3 separate regions of the Homo sapiens genome follow, and regions 1 and 2 are each linked to region 3. A link is a contact called in ENCODE Hi-C or POLR2A ChIA-PET data. All regions are on one chromosome and are shown on one strand. The core of a region is the stretch at or near the end of the contact, and the rest is flanking DNA. Distances in the headings are between cores, read along the strand shown.

Region 1 (4,349 bases), core at 563-3,062, 250 kb before region 3:
TTGAAAAGCACAAATATTATCTTTAGCATAGATTGGTTTCTCAGGGTAGAAAACTGCATATAAGAACAAATCTCATGAAGTTAAGGTTATCTCATTCCCTATTTAATTTGTCCTTTAGTTGAATAGTGAGTTAGAGCTAGAGACATGCTTATAAAATTTTGTTTTCTGATGTCTTCTCTGTAGGACAAATGGAAGGAAAGATTTTTGGAAGCAGCTTCTTGTGTCCGACCCGCTGTGATCAGCTGCTACTCCCAGGTCTGGGGTTAGATGGCTTTGTGACTTTCCTTCTCTGGATGGCATTTTGCTTTCCTCTGTAAAATGGTGTGATGAATGAGATGACCTCTAAGCCTCTTTCCATGTCTGTCACTGGACTGTCCTCTTATGTAGCCATTTAAGTTTTCTAATTAAAAAAAAAAAATTTAAAATTTGATGCTCAGTTAAGTTACATCAAAATAATTAAAATGAAACTACAGGTTGAGTATCCCATATCCAAAACGCTTGGGACCAGAAGTGTTCTGAATTTCAAGTTTTTTCTAGGTTGGAAAATTTGCATATACATAATGAGATGTCTTGGGGATGGGACCCAAGTCTGAACATGAAATTCATTTATATTTCATATACACCTTATGCACATAGCCTGGAGATAATTTTATACACTATTTTAAATAATTGTGTCCAAGAAGCAAAGTTTTGGCTGCTGTTCGACTGAGACCCATCACATGAAGTCAGGTGTGGAATTTTCCACTGATGGTGCCACATTAACTCTCAAAAAGTTTTGGATTTTGGAGCATTTCAGATCTCAGATTTTCAGACTAGGGATGCCGAACCTCTATGTAATTTTGCTTTGAATGTGTCTGGGACACTGGGGAAATTTTGATTTTTAAGATTCATCTCTAATTCTGAAAATAACCTGGTTGGGTGCAGTGGCTCACGCCTGTAATCCCATCATTTTGGGAGGCTGAGTTGGGCAGATCTCCTGAGGTCAGAAGTTCGAGACCAGCCTGGCCAACATGGTGAAACCCTGTCTCTACTAAAAGTGCAAAAATTAGCTATGCATGGTGGCACACACCTGTAGTCCCAGCTACTTGGGAGGCTGAGGCAAGAAAATCGCTTGAGCCTGGGAGGCAGAAGTTGCAGTGAGCCAAGATCGCGCCACTGCACTCCAGCCTGGGTGACAGAGGGAGACTTCGTCTCTAAATAAATAAATAAAATCTAAGTGATGGCACGTCACCCCGGGGCATCTTTCCACTTTCACATTCTCTCCTGGCTGCTTTACCTGCCCTGCCAGCACAGTCCAGAGGGCCCCCACTAGCATTCCACATGCCAGGCCTTGCTTAGATGGAAGGCCTTTTCTTCCATCTAATCTAACCTGTCTCTTGTCCCATTTTTCCAGAACCTCTATTGGATGGCATTTTCTAGAACCTCTATTGGTTACTTACGGCATAATGAGATATATAGAGGTTATTGCTAGGTCATCCTTCTTGACTCAAATCTCATTTAAGCAATTAGCTTCCTTATGAAACTTCATAAGGGTCATTGTGGATCCCTTGGCTGGCTGATGGGGCTGAGATCTTGGGATAGGCAGGTTTTTCCTTGCGCCTCGAATGCCACGTTGAATACTCCTCATGTCTTTGGAGACATGTCCTTCCCTTCGAGCTGCTCCCAGTCAGGTGAGGAATAAAATGCTATGATGGCGTGAAAATTCTCCCTTGGTCTCATCCATAGATTTGCAATCACCTAAAAAAAAAAAAGGAAGAGTGTGCCAAGCCACCCCATATAGAGCCACTGTGTGGCAGCACTGCCTCTCGCCAAAGCTTGGGCCACTCGGTGTCAGGCAAAGTGCAGTGGGGTGAGTTTCCAGTTCACTGGCGGTACAGGTAGCCCCTAGAAGCGATCGTGTGCAGTGAGAATAGCTAGCATTTCAGAGTGTTCACTATGCGTGAATACTGCTCAGAGTGCATTCTACTTATTAACACATCAACTCACAAAACAGCCCTACTGGTATTATCTTTATTTTACTGACAAAGAAATTAAGACAGATAGGAAAAGTGATTTGCCCAACGTCACACAACTAGGAACTAGCAAAGCCAGGATCTAGACCCACGCAAACCTCTCTTTGAAGCTCATGCTTTGCTACCAAATATCGTGTCATTCTGGCATTCACGAGGAAATCTTGAAAATAAAGCAAAAAGTTGTAAAATGGTATCAAGTCCACAATCGCTGTCTTGATGTAGTGCAAGCACAGTGGTATACAAGGGACATCCGTAGATACAGAGGAGAGGGTCAGCAAACCTTCTCTGGTAAAGGCCAGATGGAAAACATTTTAAGCTTCGGTGGTCAGATGTGGCAACAACTTAGCCCTGCCATTGTAACGTGAAAGCAGCCATAGGCCCTGTGTAAACAAATGAGGACGGCTGTGTTCCAATAAAATTGTATTTATGGACACCGAAATTTGAATTTCATATAATTTTCATGTGTCACAAAACATTTTTCTTCTTTGGATTTTCTCCCAACCATTTTAAAATATAAAACCATTCTAGCTGAGAGATTGTCTAAAAACATGCAGCGAGCCAGACTGGACCCCCCCAGCTGTGGTTTTGCTGATCTCTGGTATAGAGGAAAGAAGGGTGGCTAAACTTAATTCGGTGAGTGCCTACCATAAGCAAGGTGTTGAAAGTGCAGTGACCAGCAGACCGAAATAGTTCTCCATGGGACATTATGTTGAGTGAAATAAGCCAGGCACAGAGAGACAAATATTGCATGATCTCACTCATGTGGAATCCACATAGAAGTAGAGAATAGAACAGTGGTTACCAGAGAATGGGAAGGGAAAGGAGCAGGGGGGTGATGAGAGATGGATCAACAGGTGCCAAGCTATAGATAGAGAGGAAGAATAAGCTCTGGAGTTCTACTGCATAGGAGGAGGATTACAGTTAATAATAATGCATTGTATATTTCAAAATACCTGGAAGAGCAGTTTTTGAATGTTCTGATAACAAACAATAAATGTCTAAGGTGATGGATATGCTAATTACCATGATTTGATCATTACACAATGTATACATGTATTGGAACATCATGCTGCATCCCATAAATACGTATAATTACCACCTGTAAATCATACATTTAAAAATAAAATATTAACTTTTTGTTTTAAAAATAAATAGTCCTCCATGGACTAGTGGTAGAGCAAACAAACAAGCAATTGTAGGAGTACAAGGTTTTATTAGGGCAGGTGAAGGGCTTCTAACCCAGACTTGGAAGAGCAAGGAAGGGTCACCAGGGAAGCAGTGTCACATAGGGACCTGAAAGATGAGTAGGAACTCAAGACAAGGCAGGGGGAGAGAATATTCCAGGTAGATGGCCTATGCAGTGAGAAGAGATAAGCTTGAGGCTAGGCACAGTGGCTCATGCCTATAATCCCTTTGGGGGGTCAAGGAAGGAGGGTCCCTTGAGCCCAGGGGTTCAAGACCAGCCTGGGCAACATAGTGATACCCCGTCTCTACAAAAAAACGATTTTTATTTTTTTATTTTATTTTATTTTTTTTGAGACGGAGTTTCACTCTTGTTGCCCAGGCTGGAGTGCAATGGTGTGATCTTGGCTCACTGCAACTTCCACCTCCCGAGTTCAAGCGATTCTCCTGCCTCAGCCTCCCTAGTAGCTGGGATTACAGGCATGTGCCATCATGCCCAGCTAATTTTGTATTTTTGGTAGAGATGGTGTTTCTCCATGTTGGTCAGGCTGGTATCGAACTCCCAATCTCAGGTGATCTGCCTGCCTCGGCCTCCCAAAGTGCTGGGATTACAGGCATGAGCCACCTCGCCCGGCCCCAAAAAAAATTTTTTTAAGGCTGGGTGAGGTGGCTCACTCCTGTAATCCCAGCACTTTGGGAGGCCTAGGCGGGTGGATCACCTGAGGTCAGGAGTTCAAGACCAGCCTGGCCAACATGGTGAAACCACTTCTCTACTAAAAATACAAAAATTATCTGGGCGTGGTGGTGGGTGCATGTAATCCCAGCTACTTGGGAGGCTGAGGCAGGAGAATTGCTTGAACCTGGGAAGCAGAGGTTGCAGTGAGCTGAGATCGCACCATTGCACTTCAGCCTGAGCAACAAGAGTGAAACTCTGTCTCAAAAAAAAAGAAACAAAATCTTATGTTTAATTAGGCAAGCAATGTGGCTGGCACCTGTAGTCCCAGCTACTCAGGAGACTGAGGCAGGAGGATGGGTTGAGTCCAGGAAGTTGATGTGGCAGTGATTGCACTCCAGCCTGGGCACAGACCCAGACCCCAACTCTAAGATAAGAAGAAGAAGAGTTAGGTTTGAAAACCCCAGGCTGCCATTAACTCA
Region 2 (4,749 bases), core at 189-2,688, 160 kb before region 3:
AAGTAAATTGACATGTTCAGGTGGATACCAGTTCCTTTTTTTTTTGAGATAAGGTCCCTGCTCTGTTCCCCAGGCTGGAGTGCAGTGGTGTGATCACGGCTCACTGTAGCCTCGACTTCCCAGGCTCAAGCAATTCTCCCACCTCAGCCTCCCCAGTAGCTAGAACTATAAGCCTGCCTCACCATGCCCTGCTAATTTTTAATTTCTTGTCGAGTCGGGGTTTTACTATGTTGCCCAGACTGGGATATCTGTTCTTGATCATTTTGATTTCCATTAGTGTTATTGATGTACTTTTTATGACCACCAAAAAGCTTCACTTACCCCTTACATAACACTATGAAATGTGTATTATCCATTAGAAGAGTGTTTCCTTAAAAACATGAAGGATGTCAATGCTATCTATTTTTGAAATCAGTCATATCACAGGAAAGGAGCAGGAATTGTGTTGCTTTATTTTCTTTCTTTTTTTTTAATTTTTTGAGACGGAGTCTTGCTCTGTCCCCAGGCTGGAGTGCAGTGGCGCGATCTTGGCTCACTGCAAGCTCTACCTCCTGGGTTCACGCCATTCTCCTGCCTCAGCCTCCCAAGTAGCTGGGACTATAGGTGCCCGCCACCACACCCAGCTAATTTTTTGTATTTTTAGTAGAGATGGGGTTTCATCGTGTTGGCCAGGATGGTCTCGATCTCCTGACCTCGTGATCTGCCCATCTCGGCCTCCCAAAGTGCTGGGATTACAGGCGTGCCACTCTGCCCGGCCGGTTGGTTGGGTTGCTTTCTTTTCTTAAGCCGTACCATGTTCCAGAAAGGACTTAAGATGTCATAATATAATTTCTTGGGAAAGGAAATCAACATAGCCAAGATCTGAAAAAAAATGAGAGCCTTTTCACAATTATTCTATGTAGGTTTTGACTGGCTTGGCCACATCTTCCCATTTTGAGTGTTTGGCTTCCTCAGTGTTAAAACAAATTTTGCCCATCCTCTTTGCAGAGGAGTAATTTTTAAACTCTAATAGAAAAACTTATAAACACACACAACAGTGCAGAGAACAGTACTGTAATCCTCACATGCCCATCAGCCAGTTTCGACAATCATCAACTTGTTATGCAAACTCAAAGCAAAAAAACCGAAAATGTATGACAAATCTTTGAGTTGACACTATAATTCTCATAAATAAGTAGCTTCCTCTTTTCAAAGAAAATGCAAAATTCTGATATTCCAGACTAAGGCTTTCTCCTCATCCCATAATAACAGTTCACTGAAAAGTAAAAATATTTTTATCCAACTTCACCTTTTAGGCTATACTACATGAACCGGACTGAGTTTTCTTTTTCTTTGTTTTTCAGCAACAAAGCTGAATCTACAAGCACAAGCTCTTTAGGCATTCAAAGTAGGAGGCAGAATGCGGTTTGTTAAGATTTCCATTCAGCTGGGTGCAGTGACTCACACCTGTAATCCTAGCACTTTGGGAGGCCTAGGCGGGTGGATCACTAGGTCAGGCATTCAAGACCAGCCTGGCCAACGTGGTGAAACCCCGTCTCTACTAAAATACAAAAAGTAGCCAGGCGTGGTGGTGCATGCCTGTAATCCCAGCCACTCAGGAGGCTGAGGCAGGAGAATCACTTGAACCCAGGAGGCGGAGGTTGCAGTGAGCTGAGATTGCGCCACTGCACTCCAGGCTGGGCAAGAGAGTGAGACTCCATCTCAAAAAAAAAAAAGATTTCCATTCTCTTGGCCTCCGTTTTTCTGGAGGAAAAATGGGAAGGAGTATGGTACTAAGAGTAGAAGATTGGTTAGTGGGGTACACTGGTATCCCACTGTATGGTTAGTGGGGTACACTGTTTCCTGTGTATCCCTCTAACCATTAAAGTTCCCTTGTTTTCATCTCTTCTCCAGACTGAATATTCTGTTTCCTCTATTAAAAAAAAAAAAGACAATGAGTCCAAAGTATGTTTGAATATAGAATTGACACGATGATATTTTGCCTTCAGCCAAATCTGAATGTATTTTCCATTACTGCGTATTCTCACAGAGGCTTCTCTATGAGATTCATTGTTGTTAATTTTTCACATCTGTAATTTAATTTGAGATGCCTCAGTTATTAAGTTATTAAGCCTCGTTACTTTGCATGAGGTCTTTGATCTTGCAGCGTGATGTGGATGAAAGAATACAAACTTTGGAATAGGACAGATCTTTTGAATCCTAGGCCTCACTACTTAACAGCTTGTCAGTCACTGAACAAGTTATTTAACCAAACTGAGCCTCAGTTAATTTTGGTTTTAGGACATTAAAGAAAGTTTTTAAGGTGTTTGAGAATTTATTAGAAAGTAGGAATTGCCTTTTTTTTTTTTTTTTTTTTGAGACACGATCTTACTCTATCACCCAGGCTGGAGTGCAGTGGCATGATCTCGGCTCACTGCAACCTCTGCCTCCTGGGCTCAAGCAATTCTCGTGCCTCAGCCTTCCGAGTAGCTGGGACTACAGGTGTGCCCTACCATGCCAGGCGAATTTTTTGTATTTTTAGTAGAGACGGTTTTGCCATGTTGCCCAGGCTGGTGTCAAACTCCCGAGCTCAAGCAATCTGCTTGCCTCAGCCCCCCAGAGTGCTGGGATTATAGGTACTAGCCACCACGCCCGGCCAGGAATTGTCTTAATTCAACTTCCACCCCATAAAATATATCTGGAATTGGTCTGGAGACAGTCTTATAGCAGTGACTACGACTTGCTAACATTTCTTTTCAAAGATATTTGTAAAAGGGCTAGAAGAATCTCTGGGTGTCTCCAAGGCTATGAGGGTTTTTGTTGTTGTTGTTGTTTTGCTTTTTTTGTTAGAGATGGGGTCTCACTCTGTTGCCCAGGCTGGTCTTGAACTCCTGGGCTCAAGCAATCCTCTCACCTTGTCCTCCCAGAGTGCTGGGATTATAGGCGTGAGCCACCACGCCTGGCCAGGATGTGAGTGTTGATGACCCCAGAAGACACTAAGGATTGGAACAGTAGCTCATGAACTTTGACTTTTTAAACACTTCACACTGCACAGTTAAAAACAGTAGAATACTAAGCAAATGGAAAGTAAGGATTATGAGCCATGCGTGAATGTTTAATTTTCTTTTTTTAAAAAAGTGCTTTCGAGTACTGTGTAAGAGAGGCTAGTGACTTAGATACCCACACTATACAATTCTGTTCTAAATTTTAACCTTTGTCTGTAGATAACTGTTTGGCCTTGGGCATGTCACTTAACCTCTCTGGGCCTCAGTTTCCTCATGTGTAAAATGAGGAAATTGGGCTAGGTCATCTCCGAAGAGATTCCTGTATTATTTTGCTTTAACTCTGGAGCATGCAGTGAAAAAAGCAGAAGTATTTGAGGCAGGCAGACTTAGGTTTTGTTTCCCTGCTGTCAGATCTTGAGCAATTAACGTATCTTAACATGGGCTTCCGGTGACTTATCTGTAAATTGAGGACAATACCAATTTCATGAGATTGTTGTGAGAGTTACAGACTATGGGGGTATATCTCCCCTCTCAGCCATTGTTAATTCAGTTATCACCTCCATCTCTCCCCCTTCTCCCTCTCCACGGTATATTAATGTCATGACATTCCTATTTATATTACACCGTGGACAGTAGGATTAATGAAACAATGGCCTCTGGGCATTGAATTTCTCTCTTTGTCACGGTCACTGTGTCCACATCTGGATGCCAACCACCACTACTGCTACAATGTAGAACTCAGGCCAGCCACCCTAGGCAGTGTGTGGGGGTGATTTTTGTGCTGTAAAATTCTGACCAAAGGAGGAAACTGAGTACCAAGTACTTACACAATATCTTCACCTCTCTGATTGTTCTTAATGTAGCACATTTCCCCTTGTTTCCAAGAGTATTTTCTCGATGTGCCCAGGGACGCTGAGCTGGACAAGGCTAGTGTAGTGTATTCAGTGCTGGGGAGGGAAGGGGCCCTCTGGAGCCGGATCATTTGGCTTCCAATCCAGCTTTGCAGATTCCTAGTGTGTGTGACGTGAGGCTAATTATGTTCTCTCTCTGATTCTCAGTTTCTGTATATGTAAAATGGAGATACTAACATTACCTACCACTGTGCAAATGAAATGTATGAATACATATCAAGTGCCTGGAATGGCGCATGGTGCCTAGTAAGTGTAAATAAGTGTTGTATTTATTCCACCCAATTGCCCTCGTTAAGGGGAAAATTAGCAATGAACAATTTCCCCTTGTTAAGGTGCTAGAAAAAATGCAGTCCCCCAAAGTGCCATTACAAAGGGTCTGGAAGATTTTCTGAAACTCAGACAAAAGCAGCTTGAATTCCCTCCGTCCCTCAGCTTCCCATAGTACCAGAGCTCATCCTGCACAAGGAATGAGAGGAGCAGAGTAACTAAGAATCTGGCATTGGTGAGTGGGATCGATTGTACCAGGTGCGCTGTTCACAGGCGCGTCAGTCCACGTACTGCAACGCTAGGAAACACAGGGAGCCAACAGCAATCCCAGGCCAGTGTTAACTGACTCTTGAAAAGAGAAAACCTAACAATTCCCAAATAACCTGAATCTTCTCTGTGTCTACCTCAGTAAAATATGTGGTGTTGTTTCCACCAGAATGAGGGAGCACCTGAACCAGACTGAAACCGGGTGTTTCAGTGAGAGGCATCTTGCCCATCTCCCTATCAGCTTCCATCTATTGTATCCCAGCGGAGGTAAGAGCAGGAGACAGTGTGCCGTATGAATTAGACATGAGGCCATGTACCTT
Region 3 (4,876 bases), core at 2,265-4,764:
GACACCAAATTTGGCGGAGGGGTGGAAAATCAGTTGTTACCATTATAACCCTACAGAGGTGGTGAGCATGTAACATGAGCTTATTGAGACCATCATAGAGATCGATTCTTGTATATTGATTTTATCTCTTTCTGTATCTATAGGTAAATCTCAAGGGTAAAATGTTAGGTGTTGACATTGAGAACCCTGAAACCCCATTCCCTGCTCAGAGGAACAGTGTGAAAAAAAATCTCTTGAGAGATTTAGAATATCTTTTCTTTTGCTCATCTTAGACCACAGACTGACTTTGAAATTATGTTAAGTGAAATATCAATGAAAATAAAGTTTACTATAAATAATATTTCCTATGGTGTCTTCATTGCCAGAGCTGGTCTAGTTCATAGAATGAGATGTTGCTAGATATAGAAACTTGAAAGTATTTTGTTGATATTTAGAAATTACCTATTTTGAGTAATTTAAGGACCAAGGAAAGTTATTTGATTGTACATTGCATTGAAGCTTGTTTCAAAAATGATCTCTGAGGATTTTTTTGTTTGTTTTTTAAGAGACAGGGTCTTTCTCTGTCACCTAGGCTGGAGGGCAGTGGTACAATCATATCTCACTGTAGCCTCAAACTCTTGGGTTCAGTCATCCCACTTCAGCCTCCTGAATAGCTGGTACTACTGGTGCATACCACCTCGCTAATTTATTTTATTTTTTTGTAGAGATGGGGTCTTGCTCTGTTGCTCAGGCTGCTATCAAACTCCTGGTCTCATGCGATTCTCTCTCCTTGGCCTCCCAAAGTGCTGGGGTAATGAGCATGGCCACTGAGGATTTCTAAGATTTAGGACTGTGTAGCAAAAAAAGAAGAAGAAAAAAAGTGGTTTTTTTTGTTAATTAGTTCATATATAATTGTGAAACTAGAAGACCCATCTAGAGCTTGAATCACCTAGTTTGGGCTCTACATTGGACACATTTACTGGATACTGGTACGTTTTTAGTTCACTTTATTCATGTTTCAACATGAAGAATTAACTCAATCTGGTGCCCTTTGTTTTAGTTTTCATTCCCTCTTTAAAAAGGTAAGGAGCTGGGCGCGGTGGCTCACGCCTGTAGTGCCAACACTTTGGGAGGCCGAGATGGGTGGATCACCTGAGGTCAGGAGTTTGAGACCAGCCTGGCCAACATGGTGAAACCCTGTCTCTACTAAAAATTCAAAAATTAGCTGGGTGTGGTGGCTCATGCCTGTAATCCCAGCTATTCAGGAGGCTGAGGCAGGAGAATTGCTTGAACCCAGGAGGCTGTGGTTGCAGCGAGCCGAGATCACGCCACTGCACTCCAACCTGGGCGACAGGGTGAGACTCTGTCTCAAAAAAAAAAAAAAAGATATTTGCTACTGATTTACCCTAACTGATACTGGTTGAGTTTAGAGTATAATTCAGACACTTTATGTATTTGCATAAGCCCCTGGATGGTGGTCCTAGTTTTCCATCCTTTTTTATAGGACTCTGGACAATTAAGGGCTCTTGTGTTGCAGTGGTAGAGGCATCAGAAGGCCACAGATCATCCAAAGCTATCATCCTCCCAGGCTTCCATAGCTAAGATTTTGAGTCTCAACGTTGGCCATTTTTTCATGTGTCATGGAGTGTTTCCAAAGGGCACACATTTTTGCCACCTTCAGTCCTAGAGGAGGACCTGGCTCCTCATGAATGACAAGGTTCCCTGAATGTGGGAATTAGTTTAGGTGCCAAGTAGATCCCCATGTGACTATTTGATCCCCAGCAATCAGCCTGGAAAATTCTAAGGCTGCCCACAGATGAGAGGCAGGAGATCTTCATAGCCCTTGCCAAGTGCCCTCATCCCTGCTTCTCTGCAAAGATCCCTGAGTATTTACTGCCTAAGGGTTGTGCTGGGTCCTAGCAGTGCAAAGAACAAGCCATGGTGCTTGCCCTTCTGGAGTCTGGTGGAGGAGGTGGACATCTAAACAAAGGCAGTATAGAAATAAGTGTATGATGGAGGTAGATCCATATTACTGTGGGGGCACAAGGAGGGGAGTGGGCATTTCTGTTGAGGGAGTCAAGGTAGGCTTCACAAAGGAACCAACAGTTAAGCTGAGTCTTGTCAGTTGATGCATGAATCAGTTGACATGAACTCCTTTTGTGAGTTGTCTGAGAAATTCATAGGTAAGGACGGGGCAAATGTCTCAGAGCGAGCAATATATACAGTGCCTCAAAGGCATGAAACTATGTAGCATAACTGGGTTCAACCCTTTCCTTAGAGATCTAATTCTTTTTTTTTTTTTTTTTTTTTTTTTTGAGATGGAGTATGGCTCTTGTTGCCCAAGCTGGGGTGCAATGGTGCGATCTCAGCTCATTGCAACCTCCACCTCCCAGGTTCAAGCGATTCTCCTGCCTTACCCTCCTGAGTAGCTGGGATTTCAGGTGTGCACCACCACACCCAGCTAATTTTTTGTATTTTTAGTAGAGATGGGGTTTCACCATGTTGGCCAGGCTGGTCTTGAACTGACCTCAGGTGATCCACCTGTCTTGCCTCCCAAAGTGCTGGAATTACAGGCATGAGCCACCGCACCAGGCCAAGATCTAATTCTTTTTAATGGCTTTTAAGTTGTACGGATGATTACTATTTAGTTTACTATTCCCCTACTGATAGAAATATGTCTTGTTTAATGCCTTTGATAGCCGGGAGCAGTGGCTCATGCTTGTAATCCCAACACTTTGGGAGGCTGAGGTGGGCAGATCCCCTGAGGCCTTTGATATTACAAAGGATGGTGTACCAAGAAATATCCTCATGGAAATCCCCGTGAACATGTGCAAAGGAATCTGTAGGTTACATTCCTAAATGCTGAGTCAGAGCATCTCAGCATTTAAAATTGTGATTGCCTTCAGAAGAGGATGCACCAATTTATCCTCCCACTAGTGGTGGCTTTGTGTAATTGGACTTTGTAAAAATCTTTGACACATTAAGCTGGAAGTCTGCAAACTTGTTCTGTAAAGGGCCAGATAGTGAATATTTTAGGCTTCTCAGGCCATCTGTGTCCCAGCTGTTCACCTCTGCCTTTGTAGAATGAAAGCAGCCACAGCCAATCAATAAACGAGTGTGACTGTTCCAATAAAACTATGTATGGGCCCTGAAATCTGGATTTCATATGATTTCTACATATCACAAAATAGTCTTATTTTGATTTTTTTCAACCATTTCAAAATGCAAATCTATTCTTAGCTTGCTCTCTGCACAAAAACAGGCAATGGACTAGAATTGGCTCACTGACCATAGTCATGCCTGTAAGAGTTAAAGAAAGAAGAAAGAAACATGAAACGTGGCTTTGTAGTCAAAGACAGGTTTTCTTTACTTAAAACCTGAGAGGCTTCCCGGCTAATTTCGGTTAGGAGCACTTTCTCTTACAGACCCTGCACTTGATGGATCACCTGGCACCGCCCAAATTGATAAACTGGCTCATCTGATCTTGTGGCCCCCATCCAGGAACTGACTCAGTGCAAGACAACAGCTTGCACTCCCTATGACTTAATCTCCCACCGGACCAGTCAGCACTCCTGAGTCACCTGGCTGCCCCTGGCACACCAAGTAACCCTTAAACACTTCAATCCTTGAATGCTCTGGGAGACTGATTTGAGTACCAATAAAACTCCAGTCTCCTGCACAGCTGGCTCTGCGTGTGCTCTTTCTCTATTGCAATTCCCTGTCTTGATAACTCAGCTCTGTCTAGGCAAAGGGCAAAGTGAACCCATTGGGCCATTACAAGATTTTGTGTCTTTGGAAAGCACTTCACATTTTTATTCTTTTTTTTTTTTTTTGAGATGGAGTCTCGCTTAGTCACCCAGGCTGGAGTGCAATGGCGTGATCTTGGCTCACCACAACCTCTGGCTGCCAGGTTCAAGTGATTCTCCTGCCTCAGCCTCCCGAGTAGCTGGGATTACAGGCATGTGCCACCACACCCAGCTAATTTTGTATTTTTAGTAGAGACGGGGCTTCTCCATGTTGGTGAGGCTGGTCTCGAACTCCCGACCTCAGGTTGGGACTTCTCACCCAGGCTGGAGTGCTGTGTCATGATCTAGGTTCACTGCAGCCTCCTCCTTCTGGGTTCAAGTGATTCTTCTGTCTCAGCCTCCCGAGTAGCTGGAACTATAGGCGTGTGCCACCACACCCGGCTAATTTTGTATTTTTAGCAGAGACGGTGTTTCACCATGTTGGCCAGGCTGGTCTCAACCTCCTGACCTCAGGTGATCCACCCACCTCGGCCTCTCAAAGTGCTGGGATTACAAGCGTGAGTCACTGCCGCACCTGATCATTCATGCATTCATTCATGCATTCATCTTAGTATGGACTCATGGATATTTCTTTTTTCTTTGGGTTGTAATACTTATTTTTTTTTTTTTTTTTTTGAGACGGAGTCTTGCTCTGTCACCCAGGCTGGAGTGCAGTGGCATGGTCTCGGCTCACTGCAAGCTCCGCCTCATGGGTTCACGCCATTCTCCTGCCTCAGCCTCCTGAGGAGCTGGGACTACAGGTGCCTGCCACCATGCCCGGCTAATTTTTTTGTATTTTTAGTACAGACAGGGTTTCACCATGTTAGCCAGGATGGTCTCGATCTCCTGACCTCATGATCTGCCCACCTTGGCCTCCCAAAGTGCTGGGATTACAGGCATCAGCCACCGCGCCGGGCAATACTTAATTTTCTTGCTCAAATTGTTGCAGCTTTGGCCATTGGAAACTCAGTTGACCTCTGTGTCCCTCTGGCATAGCCAAAGGGTTTGTGTGTTTGTAGAACTTCCTTATTGTCTGGCACTACAAGACGTTCTAGGCTCATCTTGTATATTTCCTGTCCTAGTACTAGAATCAGCCATTTCTCCAAGTAGCT

The links. Hi-C counts contacts between places; a loop is a spot of excess contacts on that map. ChIA-PET counts read pairs that join two places held with the same protein, here RNA polymerase II (POLR2A). Pooled maps may share reads with other maps.
Region 1: a loop to region 3 is called in a map of B cell, with 18 times the contacts of the local background. The contact joins two enhancer-like sites. A Hi-C loop is called at or near these places in 9 of 168 maps with a recorded cell type or tissue (B cell, CD4-positive, alpha-beta T cell, Caco-2 and 6 more), 13 of 37 single-sample maps with no recorded cell type and 16 of 50 pooled maps. POLR2A ChIA-PET finds 5 or more read pairs at or near these places in 3 of 52 experiments (H1, Panc1 and activated CD8-positive, alpha-beta memory T cell).
Region 2: POLR2A ChIA-PET joins it to region 3 with 21 read pairs in PC-9. The contact joins two enhancer-like sites. POLR2A ChIA-PET finds 5 or more read pairs at or near these places in 3 of 52 experiments (PC-9, T-cell and activated T-cell).

What each region holds. Positions count from the first base shown.
Region 1 is chr6:10,508,904-10,513,252 of GRCh38, forward strand. It overlaps LOC101928146 (a long non-coding RNA gene), which reads right to left. Exons shown (of 3, transcript XR_001743961.2): 2 at 1,440-1,737; 3 at 1-400. Among named protein-coding and RNA genes, the nearest start is that of GCNT2, 10 kb to the right of the region's middle. Within about 2 kb of position 1,813, at least 9 of the 41 ENCODE cell types and tissues checked have a DNase peak (open chromatin) inside an H3K27ac peak, as active enhancers do.
Region 2 is chr6:10,594,818-10,599,566 of GRCh38, forward strand. The region is part of intron 3 of GCNT2 (glucosaminyl (N-acetyl) transferase 2 (I blood group)); the gene reads left to right. Among named protein-coding and RNA genes, the nearest start is that of GCNT2, 76 kb to the left of the region's middle. RefSeq lists an enhancer at 1,115-2,102. Within about 2 kb of position 1,439, at least 3 of the 41 ENCODE cell types and tissues checked have a DNase peak (open chromatin) inside an H3K27ac peak, as active enhancers do; they include PC-9, where a contact is called at or near this core.
Region 3 is chr6:10,756,642-10,761,517 of GRCh38, forward strand. TMEM14B (transmembrane protein 14B) reads left to right here. Exons shown (of 6, transcript NM_030969.5): 6 at 1-340. Among named protein-coding and RNA genes, the nearest start is that of TMEM14B, 11 kb to the left of the region's middle. Within about 2 kb of position 3,515, at least 12 of the 41 ENCODE cell types and tissues checked have a DNase peak (open chromatin) inside an H3K27ac peak, as active enhancers do; they include PC-9, where a contact is called at or near this core.